Regions from separate parts of the Mus musculus genome. Here region 1 is linked to region 2. The links are chromatin loops, found by intact Hi-C in ENCODE. Cell type or tissue: heart. All regions are shown on one strand. Each heading gives the region's core, and the rest is flanking DNA. Links, peaks and the distances in the headings are about the cores only. Region 1 holds the start of Rdh13 (retinol dehydrogenase 13 (all-trans and 9-cis)). Region 2 holds the start of Ppp1r12c (protein phosphatase 1, regulatory subunit 12C).

Region 1 (10,249 bases), core at 1,316-9,315, 53 kb after region 2:
TTTGTTTTTTTTGTTTGTTTGTTTGCTTTTTTTAAATTAAATTAATTTTTAAAAACTTATTCACTTTATATCCTGTTCACTGCCTCTTCTTTTAGAACTCCTGACTTTCAGTTTCTTCCTCTCTAAAATGGGTGTAATTTCTAGCAACTGCCTCCACAGCTGCTAGGAGGGCCTCCCTGTGTGATTGATAAGACAGGTCAACAGCTTGGGTCATGGCTAACTAAGTGCTGGGTCAATGACAAAAAGCCAGCAGCAAACAATTCAGTAGCCAAGATGACATGAAGTGAATGAAAAGGTTCTGTGGGCAGGCAGTTCAGCCTTCTGCTACCTGCTTTAATGGTTCCAGCCTCAGTTTCCCCTCTTGCTCTCTCCCTTTCCTTCATTTTCTCCTTCCTTTTTGTTTTCTTCCTCCCTCCCTCCCTCCCTCCCTCCCTTCCTTCCTTCCTTCCTTCCTTCCTTTTTTTTTTTTAGACCAAGTCTCTAGCCCAGACTGACCTCAAGTTTGCTGTGTAGTTGAAAATGAAATTGAACTTCCTATCCTCCTACTTCTACCTTCCTAGCACTTGGATTGCATGGGTGAACCGCCATGCCTGGCATGTGCAGTGCTGGGCCCATACCTAGGACCTCATACATGCTAGACAGGTACTTTGCAACCTTAGGCCCCTGATCTGAATTTCTTTTTAAAGACTTTTAAAATTAACTCTTTGATAATGTTATACACATTTCGATCACACTTACCCCCAATCCTGCCTAGATGCACCTGTCCTTCTCTATCCCCTGGACTTTATGATCTTCTTTCCCCCACCCATCGGGTCAGCTTCATGCTACCAAGTATTCTTGGATGTGTGGCCTTCTACTGGAATGTGGTTGCCTGACTCTCCCTGTCCCCGTCCATCAATTGCCAATAGTTCCTCCTCCAGGATGGGACTTCATACCCATCTCCTGTACTCACTCTGCTATTTGGACTGGCTTGAACTTACATGGGTCTTGGGCATGCTGTCATAATCACAGTGAGTTCATACATGCAACTTACCTGCCCAGACATCCACAGCCTCTGGGACTTACACTCTTGGGGGTGGGGGGACCACTTTTCAACAATGATCCCTGAGGCTGAGGAGGAGGTGGCATGACACAGATGTCCCAGTTACGGCTGAGCTCTCTGTAGTCTCCTAGTCTTTGCACCTTGACCAGTTGTGAGTCTCTACTGCAAATAGAAGTTTCTCTGTTGAGAGTTGAGAGATGCATTCTGTGTCTCCATATTATCTCTGAATTTTTGTTTGTTTGTTTGTTTGGCTGACCTCCAACTCACAGAGATCTGACTATCTCTGCCTCCCGAGTGCTGAGATTAAAGACATGTGCCACCACCCCTAGCCTGTGCTCTGAATTTTTTTATGGCTACTCATCCAAGATGTTCCCTCTCCAAGTGTTTATTAAGCATTTATTCTATGCCAGGTATTGTGGTATGTTTCAGGGATAGAGATTTAAATGAAACTGCACAGAGCGGCTCTCCTTAAGTTCAATGCTGGCAGGAGACACCTGCACATTCAGAAAACTCCAGATCTTATCATGCAGCTCAGAACACGACTTGAAATTTATAAAGCATTTGTTTCTAGAATTTTCCATTTGGTGTTTTGAGCCAAAGATTAATCTTGTGTGTCTGAAGCTGTGGAAGGCACGTCTGTGGGCAGGGAATGCACTACTGCATAGCTTTCATCTGGGACTGAAGACAGCTGCTCCACTGCTGCCATCACAACTGTCCTCCAGCCAGCAGGAAGGAAGGAGGAGGAAGAGAAGGAGGAAGAGGAAGAGGAGGAGGAGGGGGAGGAAGGGTGGGTACCGTTCCAGTGCTAGGTCTAGTACCATGAGCAAGGAGGGAAGAATAGATCCTGGGGTACAGCTAAACACATGTGGAGGTAGCTGATGCTGGAGCTGTTGCTCCTCTTCAGTCTATAGTCTGAATCTGAGCCTGAAAAAAAGCAGTTATGACAAATACACACACACACACACACACACACACACACACACACACACACACACACACACACATACACACACACACACACACACAGAGAGAGAGAGAGAGAGAGAGAGAGAGAGACATGAAAACAAAAAGCAAAGTGAGCAAACAAACACCTCCCCAGTCATGAAAACAGTCACCTTGCTCATGACCTTTCATTTCTCTGTGGCTCCCCAATACCCTCCAAGCCACAGACAAGCTTTGCAACCTGGCCTTAAAGTCATAATCTAGGTCCTTTTTTTGAGGACTGCAGACTCATCTCTTCCATCTATGCAATGTCACCCCAAAATCAAGCTGCCACCTCCTCCCCACTTTAGATGCATCTCTGCCTTCTGCTTCTTGCCTAGTTCTTCTCACATTTGGAAGCACCCTTCCTGGCCAGCGGTGTGTCCTGCCTCCCTGCCCAGGCCTCCTCTGCCCTCTCCAGGGTTGCCTCCAGCCTATCTTTGCCCAGGCTCTGTGGTCCTGGCAGGCAACATCACCAACTCTCCTTTTTTTTTTTTTTTGTCTTTCTTCTTTCCATCCCCAGTCCTCCTTTCTCACCCAGCCTTGGTTCCTCCATCTCTCGCCTCTCTTCTCTTCTCTGGGTTATTGGAACATGAGTGGAGTGCTTGGTGTGTGGTATGTTAGATTTACGAGGCAGCTTAAAGAGACAGGGTACTGGCCTCGACAGACTGGACTGTTTATTTCTAACAGTCAGGGGCTGATACATCAGAAAAGGGGTCTGCCAAAAAAGGGAAGGGATACTTGGAGTTTATATGGGAGGTTTGGAACATGGGACGTTAACACAGCTTCAGGTAGCCAAATGCTAAGTCTGCAATTCCTCCTGGAATTGTTTGTCCAGACAAGGCTATTTTATGTTTAGAAGCCGCCTTGCCCCAGCTATCAGGATGTGGATCATAGTGGGAGACTGAGTTTGGCAACTCAGTGATGGGAAAGGGGTTGGAGTTTCAACATAGGACCTTTGTCTGGGTCTGACAGAGTTTGCTCAAGGTTTATTCTAACAAGATGTACTGATAAACAGAATATGTGTTTTACCAGCTGTGGCCATGTAACAAATGACTTCATTATCCAGTAGCTTCAAACAAGGGCCTCTCTGGGAGCTGAGGATCTAGCTCAGTTGGTAGATTGCTTGTCTACCATTCATGAACAAAGCCATGGGTTTGATTCCCAGTACTGTGTTAAATAGGTAAGTTTTCCTAGCACTTAGAATGCTCAGTCAGGAACCACAGTGTTAGCATGTTAACGTTTCTTCTAGGCTCCACCCAGCAGTTACCTAGCAACAGTCAGGTATGAGAGCCTGGCTTCCTATAAAAAGACTGGGCTTTCTGGAGCTCTGACTCCTACTTCTGATCTCTCCCCCTGACCCCTTCCCCCATTCTCTCGACATGTGTTCTTGGTCAGCCTCTCCCTTCCCCTTCCCTTCCCCCTCCCCCTCCTTCTCTCCTCCTCCTCCTCTTCCTCCTCCTCCTCCCTCTCTCTTTCCTCTCTGCTCTTTTTATCTGTCTCTACTCCTTTCTCAACTCCCCTTCTCATGCCCCCAAATAAACTCTATTTTATACTAGACCCATTGTATGGCTGGTACCTCAAGGGGTGGGGATGCCTCAGCATGGGCCTGCTGAGGCACCCCCTCCTGCTGCATCATACCTTGTTTTACAAAACATATCACCCAGCACTGTACAAACCAAATGTGGTGGGTAGAGTGGGGTGGAGGCAGGAGAATTGGGAGTTCAGGGTCATCCTCAGCTACACAGGGAGTCTGAGCCACACTTTCAAAAACAAGGGTTGGAGGTGGAGGGAGGAAGAAAGGAAAGAAGGGAGGGAGGGAGGGAGGGAGGGAGAGAGAGAGAGAGAGAGAGAGAGAGAGAGAGAGAGAGAGAGAGAGAGAGAGAGAGAAAGGTAGGGAGGAAGTGAGGGAGGGGAGGAGGGACTGAGAGAGACCTTTTCTGGATGTCTTGAAACTTCTGCCCTGGGAAATCAGAGGACCCTATGGAGGACTACTCTCAGCACCTGGGACAGCACCCAGTGTGCACCATTTTTTTTTTTTCTTGACAATATCAATCTTGGCAAAGGGTGCAGAGTCAACCTGAAGTGCACAGAGACATTCCACCCACCTTGGGTGTGTCTCGGAATTGGACAGGAGGTCTTCAAAAGCAGAACTTTGCTTGCATCTTCCTCTTTGTAATAACCGCGTTCTAGGCAGCCCATGTTCTGGAACTCACTATGGAACAGGTTCTTGTAACAAATGCCTTCTTGACATTTTCTTTTTTTCCAAATTGCATGGTAGGGGCTGGCAAACTGTCTCTCTGCTTGTTTTCCACATAAAGCTTTATTGCAACATAGATGCAGTGGTTTGTTTGTGCATCGTCTGTGTCTGCTTCCTGCTTCTGTGGAGGAGTGGCTGCAATCCCAGGGCAGTTGAGAGGACTAAGAGCATTCTCAGTAGGAGTCTGTTCTAGGAGTAGATGATTTTAGGCTGAATGCACTCAAGGTTGTCCTCAACTACATAGTGAGTTAGAGACCAGCCTAGACTACAAGAGGCCCTGTTTCCAAACAAACAAACAAAACAAAAAATGTAGCACCCACTGTGGTTTTTCTGCTTGTCTTCTTCTTACCATTTTAGTCAGATGAAACACCATGATCAAAGCAAGTTGAAGAAGAAAGGATTTATTGACTTACATGTCCATATCATGTTCATCATCATAGGAAGTCAAGACAGGAACTCAAACGGGGCAGGAACCGGGAGGGAGGAGCTGATGCAGAGGCCGTGAAGGAGTGCTGCTGGCTGGTGTGCTCTCAACATTCTTATCTTCTAAGCTTCCACAGAGCAGCCCACTAAGCTCTCAACACTCAAAGGCCCAGAGTTCCAAGGTTCTTTCACAATCCTCCCTGAAACACATGGTCAGGTCTGTCACAGCAACACCCAACTCCAGGTGCCAATTTTCCAACCACGGTCTTTCCAAGTCCATTGTTTCACTGTCATTGGAGTGTCATTCTTCAGGATTCTGGTACACACTGAAGACCAGCCTCTTGGACTGAACAACTACTGAATTCTTTGGTCATTGGTAGACAGCCATTGTTGGACTAGCTGGATCACAGCCTGTAATCCTTTCTAATTATCCTCTTCCTCCCCAACTCGCTTTTGGTCATGGTGTTTTATCATAGCAATAGTAACCCTAACTAGGACACCTCCTCACATTTGTGGTAGATGAAGGCTCTCAGACATTTGAAAAACACTCTTTTTAAATGAAAAGTTATTTATTTATCTTATGTGTGAATGTTGTACCTGCTTGAGTTGTCTCTGAGCCATTTTTGTGCAGTGCCTGGGAAGGCCAGAAGAGGGCGTCTGAATCCCTGAAACTGGAGTTAGACATGGTTGTTGGGTGCTGGGGTCCTCTGCAGCAGCAGCAAGTGCCACTGACCTACCTTTCCAGTCCCAGGAGAATCAGCCTTTACTGTTACTGTCAGGGAAACTGTGTGGTAAGGATTGAATTCAGTAGCTGTGCTTGGAACACAAGAGGTGTTAAGTAAGTTGCAAGAAGTTGTGAGTGAGCACTCACAAGTGCACACTAAGGCCAGTTGTTCTTTTTTTCTTTTGGAATGACCAATCATTTCCTAAGTATAACTTCTTACAAAGGGAATGTCTGGGTCAATAGTATACACGGATCATCCTGTGACAGGTGTCTGACTAGACTTTCAGGAACACCAGATAATTGACTCCCACCAACAGGGAGTTTCCCCTGATCCTTGCCAACACTGAATATTTATTATAATGTTGCCAATCTGATAATTGAAAAATATTTATCTCCTTGTCACCTTCATGAAGACAAACAGGTGTCAAGTGTGCTGACATTTTCTAGTGACAGGATGTATTTGTCCACTGTCTATAGCCTTTTTCCTAACTTCCTTTCTTTTCCTTCCTTCCTTCCTTCCTTCCTTCCTTCCTTCCTTCCTTCCTTCCTTCCTTCCTTCTGTCCGTTCGTCTGTTTGTCTGTCTGTCTTCCTTTCCTCCTCTCCTGCTTCTAGACACTAACACTTTAGTATGTTTTAAATATATTATTCTTTCCTTTTGGTGTATAAGTGTGTGGACACATACATGCCGTGGTGGAAGGTCAGAGGACAACTTTTGGGAGTTGATTTTATCTTTCCACCATGTTCTAGGAATCAAACACAAGTTGCAAAGCTTGTATGACAAGTGTCTCTACCCCATGCACCATCTCACTGTTGTTTTAAAGCCAGTATCCTTCTTTTCCTTCAAATCCAATGGTCCAGGTCTCAGTTTCCTCCCTCAGATCCAAAGCCCACACCCCAGACTTCCACTCTTAAACACAAGAGTCCAAATCCTACCCTTCTCCCTCAGACTCAGGAATCTATACTTCACCCTCCTCCCTCAGACCCAGGGGTCCAGGTCCCAGCCTTCTTCCCTCCTTCACAAGGCCTACACAGAAAGTGCTACCATTAACTATTATTTAGAGGAGAAAAACCATGGTTCATTCTACAGGGTCTCGATGTCTGGAAATGGAAATGCTTGGTACCAAACTATCTATCTATCTACTTTATTTATTTTCTTCCTCCCAGATAGTATTCTTCTGCATGGATCTGGCTTCCTAGAACTCCCTCTGTAGAACAGGCTGGCCACAAACTTATGGGTTTGCCTGCTCCTGTCTCCGTAATGCTGGGATTAAACGCGAGCACCACTACCACCCAGCTACTATTTTTTTTATTTCTTCCTTCTTTCCTTCCTTCTTTCCTTCCTTCCTTCCTTCCTTCCTTCCTTCCTTCCTTCCTTCCTCCCTCCCTCCCTCCCTCCCTCCCTCCCTCCCCCCCTCTTTCTCTCTCTCTCTCTCTCTCTCTCTCTTTTTCTTCCCGAACTTCAGGACGCCCTTGGATTGGTTGAGTGTGATGACATTTGATCTGGTAGCTGACACGCCTGTCAACCTCGGCCGCATTCCATCTCCAGAAACTACGTTTCCCAGCATTAAGTGCGCCATGGGCCTACTTCCTAAAGCCCCGCCTCCACATCTGGTCACTCCCCATAGCCGGGTTCTGGTGGCTGTGTGATTCCACGTTCACGCTACTCGAGCGCACGTGGGTTCCTGGGCAGCGCGTTCGTCCGCGGAGTGGCCTGGAGTGCAGACCCACGGACACCCTTTTCCCCAGCCTGGGATGAGCCGCTTTCTGCTGCCGGTGTCCGTAGTGGGCACGGTGATCGGCGGCACCGTGCTGCTCAAGTGAGTCTGCGCGTCTTCTCTGCGCGCTTGGTGGTAGGTTTGCGACAGGGGAATGCCAAACAAGGCCAGAGAAGTATCCCTTGTCCTAAGTCCTCGGACGAATTCTTCCCGCTCACTAGTATGGCTTTTCCGGGAGAGGAGGGCGGGTCACCTCTTCAAGGTCACCTAGGGAGAAGGGGTGGAGCATGGATCTTGTGCTCATTTTATCTCTGGACCACTCCTTCTCTACCCTTTCCTCTTTGCCCAGCCTGTTTGCCTCCCCTTCCTTCCTTTCTTCCCTTTCCTCTCCTCCCCCGTCCTTCTTTCCTTCCTTGCGTTTTTCAGACTGGGTCTCACCATGAAGCCTTGGCTGGCCTGGAACTCGTTATATTGACCAGGCTGATTTTGAATTCACGAGAGATCTGCCTCTGCCTCCTGAGTGCTGGGACCAAGGACATGCGTGTCTGTCACCGCTAACAGCTTACATGAGGTGTTTCCCTCCCCGCCCCCCCCCCCCCCGCATGTATGCATATGCTATGCTTTCGGAGGTTAAAAGAAGATGTTAGATCCCGTGGAACTGGAGTTATTGTGAGTCACCGTGTGGGGTGCTGGGAGCTGATCCTGGGTCCTCTGTAAGAGCAGCAGTGCTCTTACTGCTGAGACATCTCTCCAGCTTCTTGATGTATACACACCCGCTTCCCAATCATTGTTCTCCAACTTCCATGGACCCCTTCTGACACATGCTCCTTCCAACGTCATGCATTCTGTCTGTCTGTCTGTCTATCCATCCATCCATCTATAGACAAGGCAGCATGTAGCCTAGGCTGGCCTTGAGCTTGCTCTGTAGTCGAGGATGATGACCTTAAATTCCTGGTATTCCTGCCATTGCCTCCTGAGTACTGGGCTTGCAAGTGTGTACCACCACTTCTGGCTATTGTCTTTTGTTTTTATAAAAGTATGAATAAATGATTGTTACCTCTTGGAGATGTTCCAACGTATAATCCTTTTCTGAGGCCATGACGAGGACTCCCGTGTGTTTGGGTGCTTTGGTGATGGATGTGAGCTTACGAGTGCTTTGCCCCAGCTCATAAATCTTGAGGCAGGCACGAGGCAGACAGAACTCACTGTGCTGTTTCTCACCTTCAGGGACTATGTCGCTGGTGGGGCTTGTCCCAGCAAGGCCACCATACCTGGGAAGACTGTTATCGTGACAGGAGCCAACACAGGCATCGGGAAACAAACTGCTTTGGAGCTGGCTAAAAGAGGTAAGAGCAGCCCCTGCTCTGGGGTTTGAAGAGTTATGTGCACACTGTTGTGTGCACAATGTTGTGTATGGCAGCCTTGTTTATAATACCTCGAAGGCAGAAGCATTCCAGGTGTCAATTTGCAGACAAATAAACAGAATACGGCTCATCCATACAGTGGAATATTACTATGCTTTCAAAAGGAAAGGAATTCAGACATGCTTCTGTGTGATGATTCTACAGGATGTTGTGCTAAGTGAATAAAGGCAGACACCACACACACACACACACACACACACACACCCCAACAGCTACATAATTCACATTCTCAAAACTATCCAAAACCAAACCTGTTTTTATTATGTAGTGTGTGTATGTTGGGCTGGAGTGGGTCTGAGTTTGCCATCTGTGTAGACAACCATGGAAGCTGGTTTTCTCCTTCTGCTCTGTAGGTCCTGACATTGAACCCTGGTCCTCAGACTTAGCAGTAAGTGCTGTGGCCTGTTGAGCCAATTGCCAGCCTCAGTATTTGCATATCTTGATATGTTTGCTTTGTGTGTATAGGGGGGAGGTGGGTACACATGTGCATATGCGTGCACATCCTTGTGGAGGACAGAGGATAGCCTCTGGTGGCATTTCTCAGAACAACAGTAGCATATTTCCATACGTCCTTCGAATGTTTTCGTCTTCCCACACGCCTTTAGAATATTTTCATAACAGCTCCTCTTCCCCCAAATCTCCTAGCTCCAGGAAACCTGCATCCTTTCTCTTTGTGGATTTACCTATTCTGGACATTGCATATAAATGAATGCATGTATGAATGTCTGACTCACTGAGTGTAGAGTTTCCAGGTCCATTCACCTTGTCATATGTCAGTACATTACTACAGTTATGGCTGAAGAGTATGCTATGGCCTGGATAGACTGCAGTTGGTTTATGTATTGATTAGTGGGTGGACATTTGCTATTTTGTGTGTGTGTGTTTTGAGGATTGAACCCACGGTGTCTTGTTTGCTAGGCAGGTGGTTTACTACTGAGCCACACCCCAGCCCCTCACTGGGGGATTCTAGGCAGGTGGTCTACCACTGAGCCATGCCCCAGCTTCTCATGTGGGGATTGTGGACTCTACCACTGAGCCACACCCTCAGTTCTTCACTGGGGGATTCGAGGCAGGTGCTCTGCTGCTGAAGTACCTCCTCAGCCCTGTTTTGACTTTTTTGAGACAGGTTCTTACCAAGTTGCCCAGGCAGGTCTTGAACATACTTTGTAACCTAGGCAGGCCTTGAACTTGCAATCCTCTTGCCTCAGCCTCCAGAGTCACTGCCATTCGAGGTCTACATCACCAAGCCTGGGAGTAATTGAGTTCCCATCTTTTGGCTATTGACTATGTTACTGAGAACACTGTGTGCAGGTTTAAGGTGAGTGTATGCTTTGATTTCTGTTGGACAGATGTGTGTTCTCTTTTCCTGTTCCAGGAGGCAACGTCATTCTGGCCTGTCGTGACATGGAGAAGTGCGAGGTGGCTGCAAAGGACATTCGAGGAGAGACCTTGAATCCCCGCGTACGTGCTGAACGCCTAGACTTGGCTTCCCTCAAGTCCATCCGAGAGTTTGCAAGGAAGGTCATTAAAGGTAGGCAAGAGGACATTGACTTTTCCAGCCAAGGTTTGTAGCTTCAGGTTAGCCTCTGAGGTACCTAAAGCCTGTAAGCTCTGGAGCAGAGGCTGGCCAACGGCGTCCGCTGGCTAAATGTAGCTGCTACCTGGCTTTCGGTTCTCTT
Region 2 (10,249 bases), core at 1,015-9,014:
CCAGCACTTGGGAGGCAGAGGCAGGTGAATTTCTGAGTGCGAGACCAGCCTGGTCTACAAAGTGAGTTCCAGGACAGCCAGGGCTACACAGAGAAACCCTGTCTCGAACCCGCACCCCCCCCCAAAAAAAAGAAAAGGTCTCCTGTAAGTTGGAGTGACCTAGAACTCCATTGGTATTTGAGACTGCCCTTAAACTCCTGACACTTGCCTGCCTCCATCTTCCAAACCTGGCACATGTGTGTGTGTGTGTGTACACACATATGTATACATATATGAATATCTATGTATGTATGCAGTACTGGGCACTGAGTCAGGGCCTCTCCCATGTTAAGTAAGTACTCTACCACTGAACCACAAACTAGGCCTCTCACTGGGGGATTACACACACACACACACACACACACACACACACACACACACACGTATGTAGGCCAGGTTGTCCTCAAACATTTCCTGATGCTCCTGCTTCATCCTCTTCAGGGCTGACATCACTGGTGTTCCCCACCATGTCCAGGCTTCCTGCTCAGTCTCTTTCTTGTTCTAGCCTTTTCTGTACTCTTCCAGCCCTCTTGAGCCCTGATGCATGTCACCACCTCTAGCTAACCCTTCTTTCACGCTCAAGCCCCTTTCACATAAATTTGCATGAGTTATCTGTGAACTAACCAAGAAAGTCAACTCCCACCAACCACTGGGCATTATCTGAAAGAGCTGCACTCAAAGGGGGTCGTAGCTCAGTGGTAGAACCACTACCTAGAATTCCCCGTGAGGGGCTGGGGGCGTGGCTCATAGGTAAACCCCTGCCTAGAATCCCCCAGTGAGAGGCCTGGTTTGTGGTTCAGTGGTAAAGTACTTACTTAACATGGGAGAGGCCCTGACTCAGTGCCCAGTACTGCAAAAAAGAAATAGCACTGCTGGCCTCTGCTCCCGACTTCCTCTGGGTGGGGGTGGGTATTTGGTGGACTTCCTGAATTTTAAAGATGCTGTGCTAAGCTTATCTCGGAGGCTCAGAACCTCTTCCTGACACCACCTTCTTCTCCCACAGCCGAAAGGGGGCTGGGAAGGGTCGAGTTGGAGGCCGCTGGAAGTGAGACTGCCAGGACATGACCTGCTGTGTGGAGCCCAGGAGCCACTGGAGCGTGTCCCATCTGTAACTCAAAATAAAGTGCCCCCAGGCATCTGCTTAAGTTCTTCAGGGTTGTTATTATGTGGGTTGATCGACATCTCCATACTGCCTGGGAGAGCCATCAACTGTCATTAAAGAGAGTTCAAGTTCATGACTGGGAGTACAACTTGTCTAGAGCTCATGAGACCCTGGGGTAAATCTCCAGTTCTGCTTAAACTAGATACGATGGCGAGTGACAGTAATCCCAGCACCGGGGAGGTAGACACAGGAGGCTCGGGGTTTCAAGGTCATTCCTTGGCCACACAGTGAGTTCAAGACCATCCTATATGAGAAATAAAGACAATACAGGTGGTAGTGGCATATGCCTTTAATCCCAGCACTCGGGAGACAGACACAGGCATATCTCATGAATTTGAGGCCAGCATGGTCTACAGAGCGAGTTTCAGGGCATCAAGGGCTACACCAAGCTACACCAAGAAACCCTGTCTCATCAGACAGACAGACAGACAGACAGGGCTGATAGAGGAATAGATTTATAAGCTGTGATCCTAGGGCCCAGGACACAGCCCAGCAGGTAGATGTGGATCCTGCCAAGCATCGTGACCTGGGTTGGATTAGACCACAACCCACATGGAAGGAAGAAGTAACTTCTGCAAGTTGCCCTCTGCCCCCCACATGTGTTGTCATACGTAAGCATACATGTACAATGACTAGAACGACTAGCAAAAGACATGTGGTTCTGGGGCAGGAGCAAGGGCTTAGCAGTCATCAGTTTTGCTGCTCTCCCATTCAGTGGTTAGAAGGGTGTGCACGAATGCTGTGCTCAGGAACTCAAAACCGGAACATAGTTTTTGGTCAGTGCTCTCCTTCCTTGTGGGTCCCAAGGATGGACTTCTTGCCTTGGGGAAGAAGGGTGGGTGTGTGTGTGTGTGTGTGTGTGTGTGTGTGGTGTGGGGTAGGGTTCACGTATCTCATATCAGGGTTATCCTTTTGGATTTATGACCATTGTTTCCCAGGACTCGAGCTTTTTATGGCTTATTTCTCTGCATAAATCCAAAGATTATGGAGTGGGTGGGCTGCTTTAGTTCCCCTTAGGAAAAACGTTTGTTTTCCCTATGCAAATTTTGACAGCTTTCTGTTAAGACTTTGGTAGGTCTGTGTTCCTGTTTCAAAATGTTTTTTTTATCCTTCTCAAATTGGATTTTTAGGGGAGATAATGTGAAATATCACATTATTTTTATCAGGTGTTTATTAGGTGTTCTTATCTGTTGGAAAAACTTTCAAACCTAGTGGAACATCACATTTTAGACTTACAAAGTCATGCCAGGGGGTGGCTCAGCAGTTAAGAGCACTAGCTGCTCTTCCGGAGGTCATGAGTTCAAATCCCAGCAACCACTGAGTGGCTCACAACCTTCCTTAATGAGAAAACAAAAACAAAACACAAACAAACAAAAAACCTATGGGCTGGAGAGAGCAGGGCCGGAGCGAAAGGGGGTGGGGGGAGGAAAAAAAAGAACCGAACAACAAAATCAGGCCCAGAGAGCATGATACAATCTGAATTATAATTCCTAGTGTCTTTTGCAGCCCCAGGTGGGCTGAAGAAAAGTATGTGGTTATTTTGGTCATGTTTGAGGGCCCTCTTTCTGGTATGCTCAGGGAATTATTACCACTAGAAAACGTGGGCTCGTTCTTGGTCTGGAAACTGACTTCTTAGGTACCTTGCATTCTGAGACATATTTGGAAGTCTGGAGCTGAACCCTTTGGAGGCGTGGCCTTGAGACTACATTTCCCAGCTTGCCCTATGTTATCTGATTTCCTTGAACTTTGCTCGGGAACTTTATCGCCATGTTAAAAGATGAGTTTGGCGGTGACAAGCTTTAATCTTGTTTGAGAACTCAATTTCCCGTCGGCCCTTGGTCTACCTGATGCCTTAGGGAGCCCATTCATTCATTCATTCGAAATATTTTTTATTGCCTACTCTCAGGCTTAGTTCTAGTCATTAGGACTAAGAGGGTCTCAAAGAAAACAAATCGAGTTTACTTATAGCCGATGGGAGAGGGACAGATTCAAAACCAAAACAAGTACGGCATGGTGGCACTCCTTTAATTTCATCACTCCAGAGGCAGGAGGAGGCGGAGTTTTGTGAGTTCGAGGCCATTCTGTCTGCATAGTGAGCTTCAAACCAGGCAGGGCTACATACTGAGACCCTGTCTCAAAACAAAAATAACCCCCCCCCCACACACACACACACACAAACAAACAGACTCCTGTAATCCCAGCAATTAGGAGATGGAGACAGGAAGATCAGAAGTTCAAGGGCATTATTAATGAGTTCGAGCGCCATCCTATCTCAAAACAAATCGTAAAAAGTATGCAAAATTTATTTCTATCTCTCAGGATCCGCTATCCGCTATCATTTCCCATGCGCCTTGGGGTAGTCACTTTACAAAGTACACTACATTTCCCAGCATGCCCCAGTAGCCTGTCCGGCCGCTCTACCCAGATTCCCAGCACTCCCTAGGGACATGTCCTCCTTTAGGCAGTTCTCTTTTTGCTTGTTTTTTCGAGAGAGGGTTTCTCTGTGTAGCTCTGGCTGTCCTGGAACTCAGGACCAGGATCAGACCAGACTGGCCTCGAACTCACTGCCTCCCAAGTGCTGGGATTGAGGGCGTGCCTTTTGAGTTTTTCGTTCGACCCCTTCCAGCTCCGGATTTCTAAACGTGCCTCAGGATATATAGCGAGTCTAGCGAAGACTTCCGCTTGTAGAACCCATTTCCCAGCACTTCTGCCGGCCTGCCGGCTGCCTCATTCTCTAACCTATCTGCTCAAGTTATGCAAGGCTCCTCAATGGGGAGAAACTCCACTTCCCAGCTCGCTACGAGGGGCTTCTTTTTAGGCCCTTGCCCCCAGCGATAGCTACGCAAGTCTCAGGCGGGACTCGGTTACCCAGAGGGCTTTGGGTCGGCGCCGTGACGTCAATATACCGAGCGGGGGCTGGGCGAGCTTCTGGGCGGTGCTTGTCGCGCGGCGGTTCCCGGCGGCCCCCGGGGCGGGCGGGTGGCGGCTGTTCGTCGCCCGGTGCTCGCTCGCTCGCTTAGTAGGCGGGCGAGCGGCCGGCGCGATGTCCGGCGAGGATGGTCCGGCAGCGGGCCCGGGGGCGGCGGCGGCTGCTGCGGCCGCCCGTGAGCGGCGGCAGGAGCAGCTGCGGCAGTGGGGGGCTCGGGCGGGCGCCGACCCGGGCCCCGGGGAGCGGCGAGCCCGCACGGTCCGCTTCGAGCGCGCCGCTGAGTTCCTGGCGGCCTGCGCGGGGGGCGATCTGGACGAGGCTCGCCTGATGCTGCGCGCAGCGGATCCCGGTCCCGGCTCCGGCGCTGCGTCCGACCCCGCCGTCCCTCCGCCTGCCCGTGCCGTGCTCGACTCCACCAACGCGGATGGCATCAGCGCCCTGCACCAGGTCAGCGCCCCCGCCCCGCGTCTTCGCCACTCGGGCATCCTCCCTCCTCGGCCCTGATCCACCTCCCCTCGACTGTGCCATCGCTGAGGATCCCGCCTGCTCTGTGGCCGCCTCTTCTCTGTCATTCGTGCTGTCATCTCTCTCCCGTGCATTTTTTGCAGCATCGCTTACTTCCGTGCCTATGCTGGCCGGGTTCCTCCTTTCCTAGCTGGTACTTGTTTGACTGTGCTGAAGTCTTTCCTGACCCAGGCCTGTGGTTTCGTTCTCCTGCACTCTGACTTGACCCTCTTTAGGCCCAGGTCCTTCAGTGTCACTTCTTTGAAGGTCCATCCTGTTTGTGCCTTCCTCTTCTTCCCGTGACTTGTGCTGTACGTTGTGGCCTCAGGACAGTGTACCACGTTGTTTCCTTGAAAAGGCATTTCCTCTGTCGCGTCATCCTTTGCTTTTTTTTTTTTTTTTAATCTTTTCTCTTACCTACAATCCCATGTCCTTAATTACATTATCAATTCATCCCCCCCCCCCCCAATTTGGGGAGCTTGTCACCTCTTATAGAAGTTTCTCCTCAACTCTCTTTCTCTGTTTACATTGTTTGCCTTCCTGGAAACTTGTAGGCATTTGCTCTTCGAGGAGCTGGACCACTTTTCCTTTTGTTTTGTTGTTTTTCCTTTAGACAAGGTCTTGCTATGTAGCCCAGGCCATCCTCAAATGCAGGTCCTTATGTCTCTGCCCTCCTCCTCCTCCTCCTCCTCCTTCTTCTTCTTTTTTTCGAGACAGGGTTTCTCTGTATAGCCCTGGCTGGGAACTCACTGTAGACCAGACTGGCCTCCAACTAAGAAATCCGCCTGCCTCTGCCTCTGCCTCTGCCTCCCCAGTGCAGGGATTAAAGGCGTGCGCCACCATGCCAGGCCCTTCTCTGCCCTTCTTATTTCTGGAATTACATGGCCACTTCACCTATTGTTGGTTCATCTCCTAGACTTTATTTAGGCAACCAACGTCCTTCTTCAAAAAGTGTGCCCTCTCTCCTAGATTTCCACCCTATCACCTCCCAGGATTCTAGAACCTATTCCACACATTATTTTTTTCCAGTGCTCTGTGCCCGAGAGTCAGGACCATCTTGTGTTGTTGCTTGGGTTCTTCTGGATTCAGGATGCTTTTATTCAGTTAGGATGACCGAGAACAAGATAAGTCACACAAGAGCCTACATCCCAGTTCTCCCTCCTGGTCTCAGTGTTGGTCCAATGTCAGTCTTCTGGTGGGCAGCTTCTTTCATGGCAACTTCCATCTCCTGGGTTGTCCTCTCTTCTTGCTAGGATCCCGTAGTTCAGTTACTGGTGGGAACAGAGGGGATCCTGGAAGGGACGCCTGCTGCCTGTGGAGATGGGAAACAGAGCGAGGGTATTTGACAGGTTCAATTTTCACACTTGCAGGTAGAGAAAAAACACCCAGAATCCATCCGTCCTGGGCTGCGATGTAGCTTGGGTGGTAGAGTGGGTACTTAGAGCTCAGGAAACCAGGGGCTTGGAAAGTGGAAGCAAGGTGATTGGAGGTTCAGTGTCAGCTTCAGCTACAGAGTGAGTTTGAGGCCATTCTCGGCCACATGAGACGTAGTCACAAAAACAAAACCAGTCAATCAGTACTGACTTAATGTCTGTTTGCCTGTCTGTTCTTTGTCTCTTTTATCTTGAGTGTTCTTTCTCTGTGTCCTTTAGCTTTCTTACTTGTGGAATGGGACCAGTGGTCACCTCTGTCCCTAGAAGCTCTGGTGAGAAGTGTCATGTGGAAGCTCCTCCTTGAGGCCTACATGATCTGCCGGTGTACCCTGGGAATGAGTTCCCAGTGTTGTCTGGGACATTTTCCTTTACATACAGCAGGGCACTACTTCCCTGCGGCCCCTCTCAGGGTCTCAGCATCTTTAAACAGTGCAGGAGAGCAGTTCAGACTTCTAGCACCACCCAAGTCCCTGGCTTCTGAGCTTTCTCTTCTGACTGCATCCCTCTCCTCTGCATCTGCTGGAGGCACTAGAGCACCTCCTCTGACAGGACCTGTAACCTCAGGCCTGGCCTGTCAGGCAGCCTTCCAGGTGGGTCTCTCCTCCCACCGCTGCGATACCTTGGTGAACTCACTCTTCAGGGCTTTGCAGGAGGCTTGGATGATTGGGAAAGGAGATGCAAAGAGAGCAGTTGGTTTACAGGGCCAGTACGCAGAGGGAGCTTGGGTCTAGAGTGGGGTGAGTGTGCTGTCACCACCTTGTACTGCCCTGGCTTTAGCAGTGAAAGTTCCAAGAGCTAATTTCAGTCCCAGGAAAACAAGGACATTTGGTCACTCTGTCTGGTGACTTCTGGTGTCTCCTGATTTCTATACCTGGAGCTGTGTTTTCAGTTTTAAACCCTCCTTGGGGCATCAGCTTCCTGCCGTGATATTTCTTGAGCCCCAACTTCTACCTCACCAAGACAGGGATACTCTTTTTTTTCTTTTCTTCCCTTTGTCCAATAATCTGCCTTGCCCAATAATGGCTATGAGTTGGGTCTATGGTTGGCAGGGCTGGGAGTTAAGAGTCCTAGGTTTGAACAGGGGAGAGATTTTGTGCTCAAACACATGGATCTGAGGGAGGAGGGGCAAGTCTAAGAAAAGAGGATCGACTAGAGCTCTGTGTCTGAGGGAGGAGGAGGTGGGCCTAGATTCCTGAGTCCCTGGTGCCCAGCCTCAGGCATCTTTCACATGGACGCCGGTGCCTGGCCAGGCCCTTGAAAGGGAAAGGCCCATCTGCCTCCTTGCCCCCCTCCCGTCACCATGACAACAGAGTAGAAATAAACTGAGCCCAGAGTGACGCCCAGAGTTCATCCCGTTCCCAGGGCACGTGTGGCCCCCCTCTTGCAGCCTAAATTTCCATGACTTCATGCTCTTGGCCCTTGTAGCTTCCTTCCCTCTTTCTCCAGATGGTTGAACTTGAAGGGGGTTAATTTTCATGAGGGCTCAGGAGTCGGGACCCAGCCCCCTCTCTCGACTCAGTGGTTCCAGCATCTAGCCAGTGTCATCAGGGATTGGGGCCAGCTTTCTCCTATGGCCCTGAGTACTGTGCTAGCTAGGGTGAGGCCTTCCTCTCCCCAAGTTTTCTGTTCTAAAGTGAGGAAGCGGGGGTGTAGTGTGGTGTTGGTGTTTGGGGGAAAGATGTTCTGAGGAAACCTGTGCACAGGAAAATTTGGGAAATATGCCCCTGGCCCACAACTGTGTCTCTGGGAGGTGCTGCATACGTATGATAATCTTATTTATTTATTTATTTATTTGTGCTCTGAATGGAAGTCAGGGCTAGGTGAGCGTTCTGACACTACCTACACTGGGGTGTGTCTGCTCAAAGTGCCCTGCCTTTTGGGAGACCATGTCTGGGTTCTGGGACTCCTCCATCTCAAGAATATGTTCAGCAATCACATGCAGGGATGGCAGCCCAACATGTTCCATGTCCACTTTTTTCATCCTGGCTTCTGGAACCTGCTCTTGTCTCCATGAACTCTTCATGCTCAGATGACCCAAACATGGAGTAACTAGGGTATTTTAAGCGGCGGGTGTCTGGAGGCCCCTGGGACTTACATTGAAGGCCATTAGCATTGCTTTTCACACCCTTCGCTGGCCCTGGGTCTCTGGGTCTGCCTTTGTAGAAAAGTCTCCTCGTTGGTCCTCTGGCTGGGTGAGATGAGAGCTGATGGGCTTGTTCCCATCCTTAGGCCTGCATAGATGAGAACCTGGAAGTCGTTCGCTTCCTGGTGGAGCAGGGTGCTACTGTGAACCAGGCAGACAACGAGGGCTGGACGCCTCTGCATGTGGCTGCCTCCTGTGGGTACCTGGACATTGCCAGGTGAGGCAAGGGTTGAAGGGCAGGGCTTGGGTTAGGTGTTGAGTCCAGGCCTGGCAGCTCTGACCTTTCATTGCCCCTAGGTACCTCCTGAGCCATGGGGCCAACATTGCTGCTGTCAACAGTGACGGGGACCTGCCTTTGGACCTGGCTGAGTCAGATGCCATGGAGGGGCTGCTGAAGGCAGAGATCACTCGCCGAGGTGGGCCTATGGGATTAAGAGCTTTGGAATTTGGGAGTCTGGACTCAAAGGTCTTGCCCATTTCCTTGGACTCTGGCTCTCTTTATGCCTCTGTTTCTTCCCCAGTAAAATGGGAGTGGAGGTGCCAGGGTTACCAAGGGTCTAGTGAGACACTACCAGACATAGAATAAGAGTACTAGCTGCTATGAGTGTGCCTGTTACCTCAGCCCCAAGGAACTGAGGGATTGAGGTACTGTGAGCAAATGCTTGTTCAGGAGTAAGGAGCAAGATGGCTAGACCCTACCATGAGTTAGGAGGGACTGGGACATATGGTGGATTCTGTCCTGAGCTCCCAACATCATTGTGTCCTGGTTTCTTTGAGTGGGAACTAGGAGCCCCTTGCATCTCCATGTCTGACCCTATCCATTTCCCTGGATGAGGTGCTTGTGTTCTTAACAGCAAGTTCTGAAAGAGGCTCGAGATCCCTGTCTGCCGACTTCCAAAGCTAGTGTCCAGTGTCCAGACCAGCTGTGGTGCTGCGTGCCTGTGATCCCAGCCTTGAGTAATAGTCATGCTCCCCTATGTAGTAAGCAAGTTCAAGGCCAGGCTGGGCTACATGAGATCCTGTCAGCACACAAACAAATCAGTATCCAGAGCCAGTTGGGTTGTAGCTGGGTGGATCTCAGCTCTTTAATGTAGAGCCTGGAAGGAAAGGAATTGGGAAGCAGGCTAGGTTGGGGATGTTGTGGAGCTTAGCAGGCTCTCCAGGAACGTAAGATGCCCTTGTACCCTGGTTTCAGTTCTACACTGGGGAGTGTCCAGTTAGGAGGTAAGAGGGGAGAGAGGACAAACAGATCATAGGAGGTGTAGTCTTGGCGTCCCTGTTCTTGCATGTTACCACCTAAGGTGGGAAGACATGGGTTTAACATCTTGCCATATTGAGTTTCAGATGGCTATGAGTTAATTGGGGATGCTTGGTAGCCAGTCGGCACCAAGAGATGGAGGCCAGAGGTTAGAAGCCTCACTGGGTTATAGTGGAGCAGCAGCAGTGGTTGAGCCAAGCTCCCACTCCTTTTCCTAACTTTATTTTGGTACAACTTCAAACACAGAAAAGTTGCCTCAGTACTATGACTTACCTTAGACCCTTTCCTGGCTTTATCACAGAATTTGTTAAATTACATGTTCGGGTTTTCTGTCTGCAAATATGTCTGTCCCCTATGCATGTCCGAGGCATCAGACCCTTTTGCAATTGTAGTTATAGACGGTTGTGAATCACACTGGGTGCTGAGAATTGAACCTGGAACTTCGGGAAGAGCATCCTGTGCTCATAACTGCTGACCTGTCTCTAGCCCTATTTATCTTTGAGACAGGGTCTTGCTATGTAGGCTGGTCTGGTACTCACTATGTAGATCAGGTTGACCTTGAATTTGGAGCAATCCTGGTGCAGCCTCCTGAGTACTTGAATTATACACGCATGCCAGTACTCCAGCTGCTGTTTTAAAAGTCTTTTTTATTAGGTTTATTTAATTTATCATTAATGGGAAAGCTTACGCTTTGTGAAGGTCAGAGGACAACTTACAGGAGTGGGAGTCCTCTCCTTCCACCATGTGGGTCCTAATGATGGAGCTCAAGGTTGTCAGGCTT

Evidence for each region. Peaks named below come from ENCODE experiments on the same cell type or tissue, not always from the same donor. Only the 100,000 strongest peaks of a DNase experiment are listed, where the experiment ranks them.
Region 1: it touches region 2 in a loop (2.3-fold over the local background); 2 of 42 quality-filtered maps call a loop at or near these places.

Annotation. Positions count from the first base shown.
Region 1 is chr7:4,442,446-4,452,694 of GRCm38, reverse strand. It overlaps Rdh13 (retinol dehydrogenase 13 (all-trans and 9-cis)), which reads left to right and starts at 7,038. Exons shown (of 7, transcript NM_175372.4): 1 at 7,038-7,248; 2 at 8,374-8,492; 3 at 9,946-10,101. The coding sequence starts at 7,184. In heart, for the core only: a CTCF peak has its summit at 5,357 (motif pointing right); a DNase peak (open chromatin) is centred at 7,004; H3K4me3 peaks cover 1,870 bases; H3K27ac peaks cover 1,674 bases.
Region 2 is chr7:4,495,594-4,505,842 of GRCm38, reverse strand. Ppp1r12c (protein phosphatase 1, regulatory subunit 12C) reads left to right here and starts at 4,163. Exons shown (of 22, transcript NM_029834.3): 1 at 4,163-4,577; 2 at 8,297-8,427; 3 at 8,508-8,626. The coding sequence starts at 4,245. It overlaps Tnnt1 (troponin T1, skeletal, slow), which reads left to right. Exons shown (of 14, transcript NM_001277903.1): 14 at 1,043-1,273. The coding sequence ends at 1,088. In heart, for the core only: no CTCF peak of the experiment used is centred there; DNase peaks (open chromatin) are centred at 3,702, 4,102, 4,692, 7,442 and 4 weaker places; H3K4me3 peaks cover 4,690 bases; H3K27ac peaks cover 3,225 bases.